2 separate regions of the Homo sapiens genome follow, and region 2 is linked to region 1. A link is a contact called in ENCODE Hi-C or POLR2A ChIA-PET data. All regions are on one chromosome and are shown on one strand. Each heading gives the region's core, a stretch centred on a gene start or an enhancer-like site at or near the end of the contact. The rest is flanking DNA. Distances are from core to core; before and after follow the strand shown. Region 1 overlaps C1orf21 (chromosome 1 open reading frame 21). Region 2 overlaps C1orf21 (chromosome 1 open reading frame 21).

Region 1 (7,431 bases), core at 4,856-7,355:
TTTTATTAATAGTTGGCAGAAAAGAAACATTAATCAAAGCCTTACAAATCGTAAACTGTGCTGTTTGAAATCACAATCCTCATATCTGAGGAGGGGCTCAGAGTGGAGGACAGTCACTGGCACATCAAACATCTAATTGGCTGAAAAGTTTCTGATCATCTGATAGACACTTTTGTGCAGTATTATTACCTCTACTGATATATTCTCAGTATCACAGATCATAGACAGAGGCTACCTAGAGTTGCCAGGTTTAGCTTAAAAAAAAATAGGCTCCCCAGTTAAATGTGAATTTCAGATAAACAATGGATTTTTTTTTTTTTTTTTTTTGTGAGACGGAGTCTCGCTCTGTCGCCCAGGCTGGAGTGCAGTGGGGTGATCTCGGCTCACTGCAAGCTCCACCTCCCGGGTTCACGCCATTCTCCTGCCTCAGCCTCCCGAGTAGCTGGGACTACAGGCACCCACCACTTCACCCGGCTAATTTTGTTTTTGTATTTTTAGTAGAGACAGGGTTTCACCATATTAGCTAGGATGGTCTCGATCTTCTGACCTCATGATCCGCCTACCTCAGCCTCCCAAAGTGCTGGGATTACAAGTGTAAGCCAGCATGCCCAGCCAAACAATGAATTATTTTTAGTATAAGTATGTCCCAAAGTATATCACATGGGATATACTTATCCTAAAAATTATTTGTTAAAAATATTATAAGTAAAATACTCTTTGTATTTTTAGTATACTGTATATTACCTGGCAAACCCAACACTGTCTTGTGGTTATGCTACTAAGCTGCTGGAACATTTCAACTGAATCTTAGAACAACAGATCCGTCTAAGTACCTTGAGTTGCCCTCACACCAAAATCCAGTAATTCTTTTATGCCAGATGGTGCCAAATGTGACTAAGCAGACACCTCAACATAACATCCACAGTGTCCATGGAAACACGTACAAAAACTGTCTGCCTGCTTTCCTAAATTAATTTAGAATCATACAATCACAGAATTTTAGAATTGGAGACTTGCATAGATTCTTTTTCTTAAGAAAAAAATTATGTCATTTGCAAACGACATAATTTACAAATGATGCAAAGACCTTTCCTACAACCAGTTACCCATGTGGGGGTAAGGAGGGTGTCATGAACTCCATGCTGAACTATAAGGTACCCAAGAAGATGCCAGGGCCTCTCCAGCCCCAGAATCTATTTATTCTTTCAATGCTAGCAACGTGCTGAGGTCCATTTCTACAAGTGGTGCTATAAATAAAAAAGAAATGGACTATGCCCTCCTCTAGGACCAAATCGCTGTTGAATTCATCTGAGTAATCAAAGTGTTTAGCACTCATTGGGCACTTAATGGATGCTTGGTGAATGAATGAGTGACTGTGTTGTCTGGAGTCAATGAGACAAAAAGTGTGTTGGACTGGGTTGGGGGATGGAGCCAGGGGTAGGATCAGATGGGGAAAACTGTGCAAGGAATGTAAGCTGGGGGGCAGGGTGACCACAGCCCCTGCCCTGAGTCCATTTTCCTGACCAGATCCTTTTATTTGGCAAGTCCTTAATAGCAATGCAGAGATGTCATCACTCCCTGCATTTGGGTCCTCAGAAAAGCAACAAAATCTCATCCCAGGTTCAGCTCAGACCCAGCTTCTTTCCCTGTCTGGGCCCATTTTATCCACCAGGGGCACAAGCACAGGCCAGTGTGCCACAGACTTTCCACAGACCTATGGAAACATCCTAGACCCAAGGAAAACATAATTAGCTCTAAGATACAAAAGTAAATCAGAACTATGAAAATTTACAAATGTTTGCTTAAATGTCTACAAAGTATTACTTTAAGGTCAATAATCAACTGCAACTTGATGTTCGTATCATTAAGTATAAGTCATATTTAATGTAGGATGTAGGTATATTTTGTTAATTCTGATACAACATGAAGTGTGACCAGCCCTCTTCATGTTCTTTCTCTCTCCCATCTGAAGCTGCTCTAATCACAATGCAAATTACCTGGTAGACCACTTCTTGCAACATTTAGAAAAAGAATTATTTCTTCTGGTCCCTCCCTGCCTCCTATCCTCTTCCTCTTCTCAGCTGTTCATTGAAGTAATGCCCTGATTTTAAATGTTTTTTCCATGCAGCACATTTGTTTACCTGTAAAGTTTCATACTGTCCCCTATACAATGATATACCATGTGGGACAGCTTAAGAATTCAGTGTAGATCTTCTGGAAAATGTTCCAATAGTTGACAAATGGAAAAAGGCACAAATATTTAAAATGGCTAACTTTCAAAGATTATGCACCATACCTAAATTACTGTGGTCAGGAAGGTACTGATACCTCACAACACCCACTGAAGTGGGGTCTATTATCATCCTCATTTTATAGACAAGGAAACCAAAACTCAGAGGGCTTAAGTATCTTGCCCAAGGTTGTACAGCTGAACTAGTATTTAAAATTGAGCAACCTGATCTTGTTTTAGATAAGTCATTGAGTGTTCCAGCCCTGGAGTCCAGTGGACATAAGGCCCTTACCTAAGTCATAAGGCCCTTACTTAAGAGTCGTTCAAACCTGTAAGAATGTCAGGATGGCTGTGCCCAAAATGAGCTAAGAGTACAGGAAAGTATGTGGAGGGTGGGAGGAGAAGAAAGATAACCAAACAGATTTTTCCAAGCAAGGCCGATGGCAAAGATGGAAAAGGTAAGATGTAAATGCCTGAAATTGAAGGCAGAGTTACTTCAACCTATATTTTGGAGCTGGAGGGTCACTAGATCAGGAAGTGGAGTTTCCTATTGCTCAGAGCTGAAGGGAGACATCAATTTCATTCATTTCAACCACATCATTTGACAGATGGGTGATCAAAGCCAAGAAAGGTTCAATAACCTGCCCAAGATCACCCAGCTGAAGAGAATTCCAGGGACCCAGACTCCACTCTAGTGCTCACTTCTTTCCTACCCCTAACTGTCTCACTGGTCCTGAAAGTGAGAAGGGAAAGGCAAAAATCATTGGGGGAAAAAAAAAGCAATCCAGGACAGATCCTGACCTCCAAGCCTCTCTGAGAAATCTTTAGGGCTCCACAGAGTAAGAGAAGCTCATACAAACAGAGACATGTCAGATTTTATTTTATTTTTTAATATGGGAGTAGATTCAGGAAACTAAACCAGTAGAGAGATTTCTGTCAAAGCTAAAAAGTAGCTTTAGCAGATTTTTGTAAGCACTAGGCACTAACAAGGATTCACTAAGAATATCATCTCAAGTTAACTTTTACACCCTGGTTTTGACGGAGTTCTTGGTGAGCAGGAAGTCTGGTCCACTTAGGGTGTCAAGATTTTGGCAGTGTTTGTGCCAGTCTGATATCTGGTGAATAAAATGGTAAAATAAGAGCTGGATTCAGCTCAAACATAACATTCTTACCTTCACCAGCCCTGGGCAGACCTAGAAACTTGATCCTCTCCATTGGCTGTGCTAGCAAAGGTGACATCTTCCTGTGGTTCCTTTACCTGTATGAATCTCCTAAGTACCCAGCCCCTGCACACAGGAGGGTCTCAATAAACGTAGGTTGAAGAAATGAATTCAGACTTTATGTTTATCCAGCCATCATCAGATGAGCATCTACAGTGTGTCAGGCATTGTGTTATCGCACCCAGTATGCCTTGGTTAGACAGACAAGGTCCCTGCCTGCTCCCAGGGAATTTAGAATCTACTGGGAGGGAAAGGCATTAGGAATAATTATACAAATAATTATCAGCATTCAGAAGGGAAAGTACCTGATGCTAAGAGAGGCACATTAGGGAAGATTTCTCTGAGGAAAGGACATTTAAGCCAAGAATCAAGATAGGAGTTTGCAAATTAAAAGATAGGAGGAAGACCGTTTCAAGAAGAAAGAGCCTAAGTGAAATCCCACAGGCAGGGAGATGCAGGCATTCAGAGAACTGAAAGACAACCTGTGGGGATGAAATAGGGTGGAGCGTACCCCAGAGAGAGGTGGGTGGGTCTCGCTCAGGGTTCCTCCTCTGACACCAATGGGGTGTGTTACTGAAGGGTTTGAAGCAGGGGAGCGATGTAATCAGACGGGCTCTTTAAAAGATCGCTCTGAGGGTGCTTGCAGAATAAATTAGAGGGAGAAGGTAGAAGACCACCAGTTAGGAGACTCCTCAGTAATCCTGGCAGACGAACTGATCATGAAAGTAGAAGACCACCAGTTAGGAGACTTCTCAGTAATCCTGGACAGACGAATTGATCATGCACTGTTCTGAGGACTCACCATTACATAAAACAACGCCAGAGATAATTTATGATTGGGTAATAATTTGGAGGAAGAGCTTAACACAGGGCCACATTTCTCCAGGGCTCCGCCCTTGGCCCTGCCCTTTCCAACATCTTTATCTTGATCGGGATGATGCCAGAAGGGAAACTGGCAGAGCTGCTGAGTACATAAATCTGGGTGGGATGGCCAATATCAAAGACCCAATTGAATCACTATTTGACTCTCTTTATAGCCTCCCTGAAGGGGAAGAGTCATAAAGACAAAAACTATATGGTCTCCATTCTCAAGGAACTCTCTTCTAGTGGCGGAAGTGTGGACATAACAAATACTAATTCAAGGCGGACTGAGATAAGGTCTATATCAGTGCTGTAAACAAAGCTGTGTGAATGTCTACTGGTAAGAAAAATTAATTCTGCCAGGCAAGTAAGGAAAGGTTTTTCAAAATTGGCCTCTGACCTTGCCCTTTCAAGCTAAGTAACATTTTGAGGGGTGACAGAGGGGAGGAAAGGGCAGCATTCCTGGCAGCAGGAAAAACCTGAATAAGGCAACAACAGAGGGAGGCAAGACTGCTGGAGACCATGGGTAAGGCAGGCTACACTCCATATTTTAAGACACCAGGATCAGTGCCAGGCATGGTAGCTCATGCCTGTAATCCCAACACTTTGGGAGGCCAGGATGGGAAAATTGCTTGAGCCCAGGAGTTTGGAATCAGCCTGGGTACCACAGAGAGACCTCGTCTCTACAAAAAACTTAAAAATTAGGCATGGTGGCACATGCCTGTAGTCTCAGCTACTCTGGAGGCTGAGGCAGGAGGATTGCTTGAACCCAGGAGGTGGAGGCTGCAGGGCCAAGATCACACCACTGCACTCCATCCTGGGTGCCAGAACGAGACCTTGTCTCAAGGAAAAAAAAAAAAAAGATATCAGGATTATCATCAATTTGCTGGTTTGCAAAGTCCTTCCACATACACCATCTCAGTTAATCTAATACCCACACTGAGGTCAGGACGGCTAATCTTGATTGACATCTAAGAACATTACATCACCCAATCACATGGGATAGAGCCAGAAGTCACACCCAAACATTCAGGCCCCATTCATGAGCCTTATTCCACTATTAATTAGATGGGGCAAAGCCAATGGTGTGACATTTAACAGAAATTAAGTTAAAGACCTCCACCTAAGTTTTTTAAGATGTTCATAAATGCAGGATGGAGAACATCTGACTCTGCCCCATTCAAGGTATACAGGGCTAGGTGTTCTGATAACCAGAAACTCAACATGTGCTCGCAAATACTATGCTTCTGCTAATGTATCTTCACTACAGTTGGAGATTATGGTAAATAATGGCCCTTATGTGGGAGGAAGTCAGTGCACTGACTTTGAAGTTGACAGCCCTGCATTTGATTTCCAGTACTTCCACTTACTGGCTGTGTGCCCGTGAACTGGAAATTACTTCACTCCTCTGAGGCTCAGTTTCCCTATCTTAGTATTAGCATACTAAACCCATCCAATGAGGGCTGTTGCAAGGCTGAATGAGAAAATGCAGATAATGAGGCTTATGGAGCCGGGCACATTCTCTTAGTGTTGGCCTTTATTAACTCTCATCACAGCTCTCTACCAAGGTTAGAACACATCTGAGACACCATACTTCATTTCTGGTTCCACAATTTTGAGAGATATTGAAAATTTACAGAACGTTTGGGAAGGGTTATCAGGACAGACAGTTTGAAAAAGCACTAGTCTTGCAAGTCTGGACAATGGAAAGCCTAAATTCTTGTCCTAGTTTTGCCACTAACTAGCTCTGCGATCTTAGGCAAGTCACAACTTATTTGTGACTCAGCTCCTATCTGTAAAGTGATGAGGGCTGAGATATGAATTGTAAATGACTTCTAAAGTCTCACTCAGCTCCAAAAGTCCTTAAGTTTTATGAATTCAGCCTTAGGAGGCCCTTTTAAGGGAACTGGATTTTCCACAGAGAAGACAAGGAAGCTCCATGATACGGTTTGTAAAAATGATAAAAGCAATCACAAAAAAAGAGAATGTCAGTGTATTACAAGAAAAAATTAGAAAAGTAGGACCAGTAGGAGACAGGCCTAAAATAAAGGAGATTTCACTCAATCCAAGGAAAAAAGAACTTTCCAACAATAATAATTATTCAATAATGGACACCAAGTATGAGACTAGACTGTGAGATCCTCAAGGGCAGGACTATTGTATTAAACTTTACGTTGCCAGCACCTACCCCAGTAACAGGCATTAAGGAAACCCTTAAATGATAGATTGATGGATGGATGGATGGATGGATGGATGGATGGATGGATGGACGATGGGTGGATGGATGAGTGGAGGGATGGATGGGTAGATGGATGGATGGAAGAAGAGATGGAAGGAGGGATGAATGGATGGTTGGCTGGAGAGGAGGGAAAAACTGAAATAGGGAGAAAGGAAGAAAGGAAAGAAGGAGCTGCTTAAGGAAGAAGTGAACTTCCCCTTCCTGGTGTGTTCAGGCATCATCAGCTGGATAACCATCTGTAAGGGGTGCTGCAGAATGGATTTCTATTCTGTGTAGGAGGTTTCACTAAAGGTCTATGTGATATTTATTTCCTCATTTCTCTCTCCACTAACTCATCCTACATATTTTTGTCAGATTAATCTTCCTAAAGGACAGTTCTGTTGATGTCACCCTCCTACTCAAAAAATCTCAGTGGCTCCCCATTGCCTATTCAGTTAAGGCCGCAATCCCAGTATTTGAAGGCTTCATTCCTGCTCTGCCTTAAGGACTTTTATTCATTTTTCAAAACCCATCTTGGATATATCCTCCATCATGAAGACTTCTCTTCACCTTTCATCCTCACAAAGTTATCTGTTTTGTACATTATTGCATAGATTATAATTTACTTGGTGACCATTCTTCTCTTCTATGAGACTGGTGAAGTTCCTGAATGAGGAAGGAATCTTTATTTCTGCACCTCCAACAAGTAGCAGAGTACCTGACTTTCAGCAGTTATTCAGCAATAATAAAAGTAATTGTTTATTGCTTATCATAAACCAGGCATTCTGTTAAATCCCGATACACATTGTCTCCTTGGCTCTTTATAACAACTCATTGTCCCCATTAAGTAAACAAGGAAGTGGAGGCTTAAGGGAGGATAAATAGTTTACACAAGACATAAT
Region 2 (6,579 bases), core at 1,217-3,716, 67 kb before region 1:
GTTGTTTCTCTGCCTGAAACATTCTGTTCCCAGGTATTCTCATGGTTTGCTCAAAGGTCAGTTCCTCAGATAGACCTTCTCTGACAGATGACTCTGAAACAGCCATCCTGTCAACTCTCCATCCCCTTTTGTATTCTCATGACACTTTTCCCTGACAGTACATGTTTGTCTCTCTTTTTATTACCTTTATTACCTGCTAGAATGTGAGCCAAATGAGGGCAATCATTATCATATTACATGTTATATCTCTTAGTAAAATCCAGTTTATAGTATTTGCTCAACCAATAGTTCTTAAATGAATAACTTTAATTTTCAGAGTTCCATCAGAGTTAAAAGCACATTGTCTTTCATTTTAACATGCTGGCCATTTAACAATTGCATCATGGGAAACAAGGCAAGAAACAAAGGAGGAAAGCTGCACTCCAAACTCAAGATCTTATAAACACTTTCAGATAAAAAGACATCTCTTGAGTGACAGAAGGCAATGAAGACTAAAAGGTTAATGAAAAAATATTGTGTTAAACAGCTAACACAATAAATGCAAAAATACTTGGTGCCACATTAAAAATAAAATCCTATTTCATACATAATTTGACAATTTCTTCTTTGGTTATAGATCAAAATCAACAGTGACATTTATACAGTGAGGCATGCATATCTATAGCTGGAAGGGAATTTAAATGTAATTTAGCTTGTCTTGAATGTGGTTTTCAAATGAAAATCAAACGTAGTCTAAATAAAGATTTGTACTCGTGTGACTGTTTTGCAATTTGAAGGAATTAATTAGCTTCAAAGATGTGCTATTTAACATCATGATTTTTCACTTCACCCTTACTCTTTTACCTTCAATGCTTATAGCCATGTACATAAACTTTTAAAATTATTTTTAGATAAAATGTAAATGTACATTTATATTATAGCTTCCAGCACAGATTATTACTATGAAGAAAGCTGACTATAAACATTGTATTCCTCACGGCCTGTGTCCTCTCCAGCAGGCATCTTCCCCAGCTATGGCTGTTCCAACCAAGAAACTTTAATTATGTAACCTTTAAAAAACTGTCAAAGACCATTTTTATTCATAGTTTAAACATGTGTTGTGAGTTACATTTTAGAGAATTTTATATATACTTAATATTATAGCCACAGAAATATAATCCTTTAGAATCTGACTTTCTGTAAATTTTTACTTCTTCTTGCCCTATTATAGTCTGGCTGGACCAACAGAGTACAGCTATATAAGTTAATAAACAAAACCACACTCTCAGAGTGATCAGATCATAGTACAGTAGCTCTTGAGAAAATCAGCAACCTGGGAAATTAAATGTTCTCCTTTTGGCCTAGATTTTGTTTATAACTGTCTTCTATTAGATATTTCATTATCCTTTTCAAACAACAGGACCAATCTACCCTACCCTGACTTCTACCACAAACCTTTAAACAGAAAGCCAACAAATGGAATCCTTCACTGACTAGCAGCAGCTGCACAGCACCAATTTAAGCATCAGTGGATGAAAGATAAATTTACAAACCAGCCAGCCAAGGTGGAAGCAGAGATACAACTCCACACACTTCAAGCTTTCTCACCTTCAGGCTCATGGTAATGTTCTGAAGCTACAGAAGATATTGGTGATACTTCTTTCTAATTTTTCATTGAAAAAGTAAATATCACAATGCAATTAACAATTTGGTCAACTCTGGACCATAAAGCTTTTAATAGCTGAACACTACCACCACCACCATTTTTTTCTGAGAGCAATCAACAAAGCAATAATCATATATAATCTTGCCAATGGCTCCACTGCAGGAAAGAAACTGACACCACACAGTTGAGTGAATTGTCCATAGTGTGGGGAGCAGGTAAATAGAACCTTTGAACATTAGCACTCAACACTCCCATAGCAATCACACAGTTCCACCCACTCACTCCCAAGACGCAGAAACCAGAGCCCACAGAGGTCACCCTGTAGCATGGTTACTCTGTGGCAGAATCCAAATGTAACCAGGTTCTGCAGGCAAGTCAATGGCTTCTCTATAAACTGGGCTCACTGGGCTTTACAGCCACTTGTTTTTGTTTATGTGCTTGTTCTAATAAAACCTTACACAGCACATAGCTCACTGTGATCTCTAAGAGGAGTTATTTCTGTGAAGGTTTGCTTACAGTAGAAAATTTGAGAAAAACTGAGAAATTGAGATTAAAGTTACAAAGAATGAAGATGGCTCCGTTTCAAATTAGTCATTGTCAAACTCTGCATCATGCTTCTGATTCCTTCTCTTCCTAAGAGACTTTACGCCTCAGAATGAAGAGCAAGACAAGGCCCGTTAGCTAAAAATAAACTTGAGATATGGAATTATATCATAGTTATTTCCTATCTTTACTTTTGTTCTCATAGCTTAAGCAACCTCTTGGGTGCAGGGCTGAAAACAGGCAAAATGAAACCAAACCACTTAACCAGTGTCATGTGAGCTAGCAAAGCCCCGAAGGTCACTGTCATTGATGATTCATAGCCTGTGGCCCAGAACTTTGCTATAAGTAACCATAACGGTTACTGCTAAAAACAAAGGAAAAGGGCCGGGCACAGTGGCTCATGCCTGTAATCCCAGCACTTTGGGAGGCCAAGGTGGGCAGATTGCTTGAGCTCAGGAGTTCGAGAACAGCCTGGGCAATATGGTGAAAATCTGTTTCTACTAAAAATACAAAAAATTAGCTGGGCATGGGGGGCTTGCACCTGTAGTCCCAGCTATTTAGGAGGCTAAGGTGGGAGAATCACCTGAGCTTGGGAGGTTGAGGCTGCAATGAGCTGGGATCGTGCCATTGCACTCCAGCCTGGGCAACCAGAGTGAGACAGAACCTGTTTCAAAAAAAAAAAAAAGAAAGAAGGAAAGTACTACACACACTAATGATATCTGCAGGTAAATGAACTTTAAGGAAAAAGTTTTGCTTTTTCTGAATGAAGTTTTTATTCTTCTTATTAAAAAAAGCACTATGCTAAACTTTACTGTCATAAAGATGAAAATGTGCTGTTTATGAGAGAATAATCCAGAGAACTTTCTAAATAAAGTTCACTGATTATTTATACAGCACTTTTTGTGTGCCAGGCATTATTTTAAGTGTTTTATTACTTATTAATTCATTTAATCCTCATAGCATCTTATGAGGTAGGTTCCAATTTTACAAATGAGGAACCTATCAGTTTGGTTCCCAAATTAATATGATTAGCCACTATACCTTGCTCCACAAGTTCTTTCTCAATGTCACCACCTACATAGTTATAAAATGCTTTTTTTTTTTCACAAAACTTCTTTAGAAAAAGGGATGTAGAATATTTGGAAAATATAAAAGAAGTACAAAAACTAACTAGTAATCAGCACCACCCAGAGATAATCATTACTAACCCTTCCTGGTAAACGGTCTCATCTACATAAGGCCATGTTCTGGCATTATTACTCAGGGTTCATAATCATCTAACCTGAGGTGAGGCTGAACACTTAGACAGCTTAAGGAATTAGCATCAAATTTTCTGTTTTCTAAATCTTCACCTAACTGCCAATCCCTAACATGATTCTTACATTGTCTATGTGAGCTTTTAAGTGTCTTGAAAAAAAATCCAGAGTAAAATTTTCAAATATTTAAGACTCCTGCCGTTAATGTGAGATTCTCTAAAGTTATGTCTCCACCAGTTGGTTAAAGTTTCCCAGTCTCCCCTGCTATATTGTATGTGTGGTGTACCTCTAAGCCTTTGTTCTCACTGACTCTCAGCCTAAACCTCCTGCTCTGTCTCACTTAGTTCCTTTGGCTGGTATTCATATTTTAAGACTCAGCTGAGGCTTTAATCATCCTCTTTACAAGTCTTCCCCCACTCCTTGGAAAAAGAGACCTTTTGCCTTATCACCCTATGGTACTGACATTTTCTGTCAAGATGTCCATCTATTGCATCTTTACCAGTTCCTTAAAGGCAGGGACCAGGTTTAACCCGTCTTTACAGCCTCCGTGCCTAGCACAGCACCTAATTCATGCAAGGTAGTCAACGAGTGCTTCTTAGGATGAAGTGAAATGCTAGGTTTTAAATGAAACCAACAAGTGCCAGTCATCAGACTCCATCTGTATGCCTGGGCTAACATTTCTATCAGTCAGATCCCTGTTGCCCTGGGGCTATTTCCAGTGATAGTGCTTTCTCCTCTGGGATAGATTTCACCATTGCCCTGAAAACACAACTAAAGGCCTTCTGGAGATGGAAACATTTGAATTATATTTATCAAAATAAACAGTTGTAGTGAATGATAAATGTTAAACATAAAAGATTCAAGACACACAGAAAAATACAAAGAAGAAATTAAGAATCACCTGAAACTTCACAATAAAGAGACTGCCATCGTAAAAGTTTTGGTGAATGGCCTTTCAAACACTTCTTTTATGCACTCACACAGAATTTTACATATATTTTAAACAAGTAAAATTTACAAACAAGATATGCTGCATAAAATCCCTTTACTAATTTCACTTAATAATCTGTCACAAACCTTTTGCCATATCAATAAATATAGAATACCTTGATCTCTAATGGCTCTATTCCATGCATGTTTCATCAGTGAGAAAGACCCTTGAACACACAGGTTTGCACACTTGTCCAATTACGTTCCTAAGATAAATTCCTAGCACTGGGTCTCCTGGGGCAAAGGGCATGCTCATTTACATTTTTGATATATGTTACTATTTTGTGCCCCAGAAAAATTGTTCTGCGTTGACATTCTCCATTATAGCATGAGACAGATGCCACCTGTTCCTGCCCAATCTGAAGGGTAAAAAATGTTTTGTTTTGCTTTGGGTTTTTTTGCTGGTTTGTTTTTTTGGTTTATTTTATTACTGAGAAGTAGAATATCTTTCTGTACTCTTTTGTCCCTTTATATTTTTTCTCTTTTGAATTGCCTGGCCATGAACTTTGTCCATTTTTCAATTGGTATGTTAGTTCTTTCCTTACAGATTTTGAAGGGTCTTTTTCTATTAGTCATATTAACTTCAGTTGTATTGCAAATATTATTCTCAGTTTGACATTTGTCTTTTGACTTAGTTTATGGTAGTTTACTTTTTGCCAATCAAAATTTTAGATTTTATATAATCACAGTTTATCACAAACTTTTTCTTTTGGTATTGGGTTTTGTAGCATTAAGAGAAAGACATTTTGCAACCTAAGATTATAAATATACTCACTTGCGTTTTTTGTAGTACTTTTACAGTTTCTTTTCTTTTCTTTTTCTTGAGACAGAGTCTCGCTCTGTCGCCCAGGCTGGAGTGCAGTGGCATGATCTTGGCTCACTGCAACCTCCGCCTCCTGGGTTCAAGCAATTCTCCCGCCTCAGCCTCCCAAGTAGCTGGGACTACAGGCGCACGCTGCCACATCTGGCTAATTTTTTGTATTTTAGTAGAGACAGGATTTCACCGTGTTGCCCAGGCTGGTTGCGAACTCCTGAGCTCAGGCAACCTGCTCGCCTCGGCCTCCCAAAGTGCTGGGATTATAGGCGTGAGCCACTGTGCCCAGCCTACAGTTTCTTATTTGACAGTTAAATTTTTAGATTAATCTGAAAAATTCTAATATGAAGAGATAAATTGGGGGATTTCATTTTTAATATTATAATCACAAATAACAGAATATCTTCAAAGAATAAAATGTGAATTGAAATGGTACCCAATTAATTGGTATATCTTTTTATTTCAGCTGCTTATGGATGCATTTATCCCATTACAATCACTGGGGCATCATCTGTGTCTGCTGCCTCTAGCCCTCTCATGGTGCTTTACTCCTTACTTCTACCAACATCTCACTCTGCATGATAAACAAGACACACACACTCATGTATAGATTTATGGTTGATAAGCAAAAAATGTATTTGTTAACCTCTATGGTGGGATTTCTTTTAAACTACACTTTGAAAGAAATGAGGCATAATATTATATTCATCATTCCTGAATCATGCATGTCCTTTGGTCTTTTCATTTAAAAGACAAATATTCACGTATACATCTTACACAGTACAGAAACTGGTCTAGGTCAAACCAGAGAAAGAACAAACCATAGGAACACACATATCTTAAAATCTAAAAGAGATAAGTATTACATGGACAATTGATCATCTTTTAAGTTTAGAGAATTATACATCTACAAATAAACTGATGACGCATTCTCCTCCAGCGTAATCAGAGGAAACCAAGCAACCATTTTCAGAAATGCAAACTGCATAGGTCAGAGGTCTGCGCAACTGCAGGCTGCTAATATGATGATGAGCATACTAACTCAGTGCTTATCATGTGCCAAGTACTATGCTAAGATTTACAAATATTAATACATTTTAGTCTCACAACAGCCCTATGAAGGCAGGCAAGTACTAGTTTTATTCCCCACACTACACAGATGGGAAAACCCAGGCAAAAAGAGCCTCAAAAATTTGCCAAGACTACATGTTAGTGAGTAGCCGAGCCAGGATCTGAAAACAATCTGCCAGATTTTCAGTCTGTGTGCTTACCATAACATTGTATTTCAGTTCCACGGAAAATAGCCCTAATGACCATATTAGAATCTCCAG

What was found. Hi-C counts contacts between places; a loop is a spot of excess contacts on that map. ChIA-PET counts read pairs that join two places held with the same protein, here RNA polymerase II (POLR2A). Pooled maps may share reads with other maps.
Region 2: a loop to region 1 is called in a pooled map, with 2.3 times the contacts of the local background. The contact joins two enhancer-like sites. A Hi-C loop is called at or near these places in 1 of 50 pooled maps. POLR2A ChIA-PET finds 5 or more read pairs at or near these places in 2 of 52 experiments (H1 and MCF 10A).

The regions. Positions count from the first base shown.
Region 1 is chr1:184,423,010-184,430,440 of GRCh38, reverse strand. The region is part of intron 1 of C1orf21 (chromosome 1 open reading frame 21); the gene reads right to left. Among named protein-coding and RNA genes, the nearest start is that of C1orf21, 40 kb to the right of the region's middle. Within about 2 kb of position 6,105, at least 3 of the 41 ENCODE cell types and tissues checked have a DNase peak (open chromatin) inside an H3K27ac peak, as active enhancers do.
Region 2 is chr1:184,487,643-184,494,221 of GRCh38, reverse strand. All of the region lies in intron 2 of C1orf21 (chromosome 1 open reading frame 21), which reads right to left. Among named protein-coding and RNA genes, the nearest start is that of C1orf21, 100 kb to the right of the region's middle. Within about 2 kb of position 2,466, at least 22 of the 41 ENCODE cell types and tissues checked have a DNase peak (open chromatin) inside an H3K27ac peak, as active enhancers do.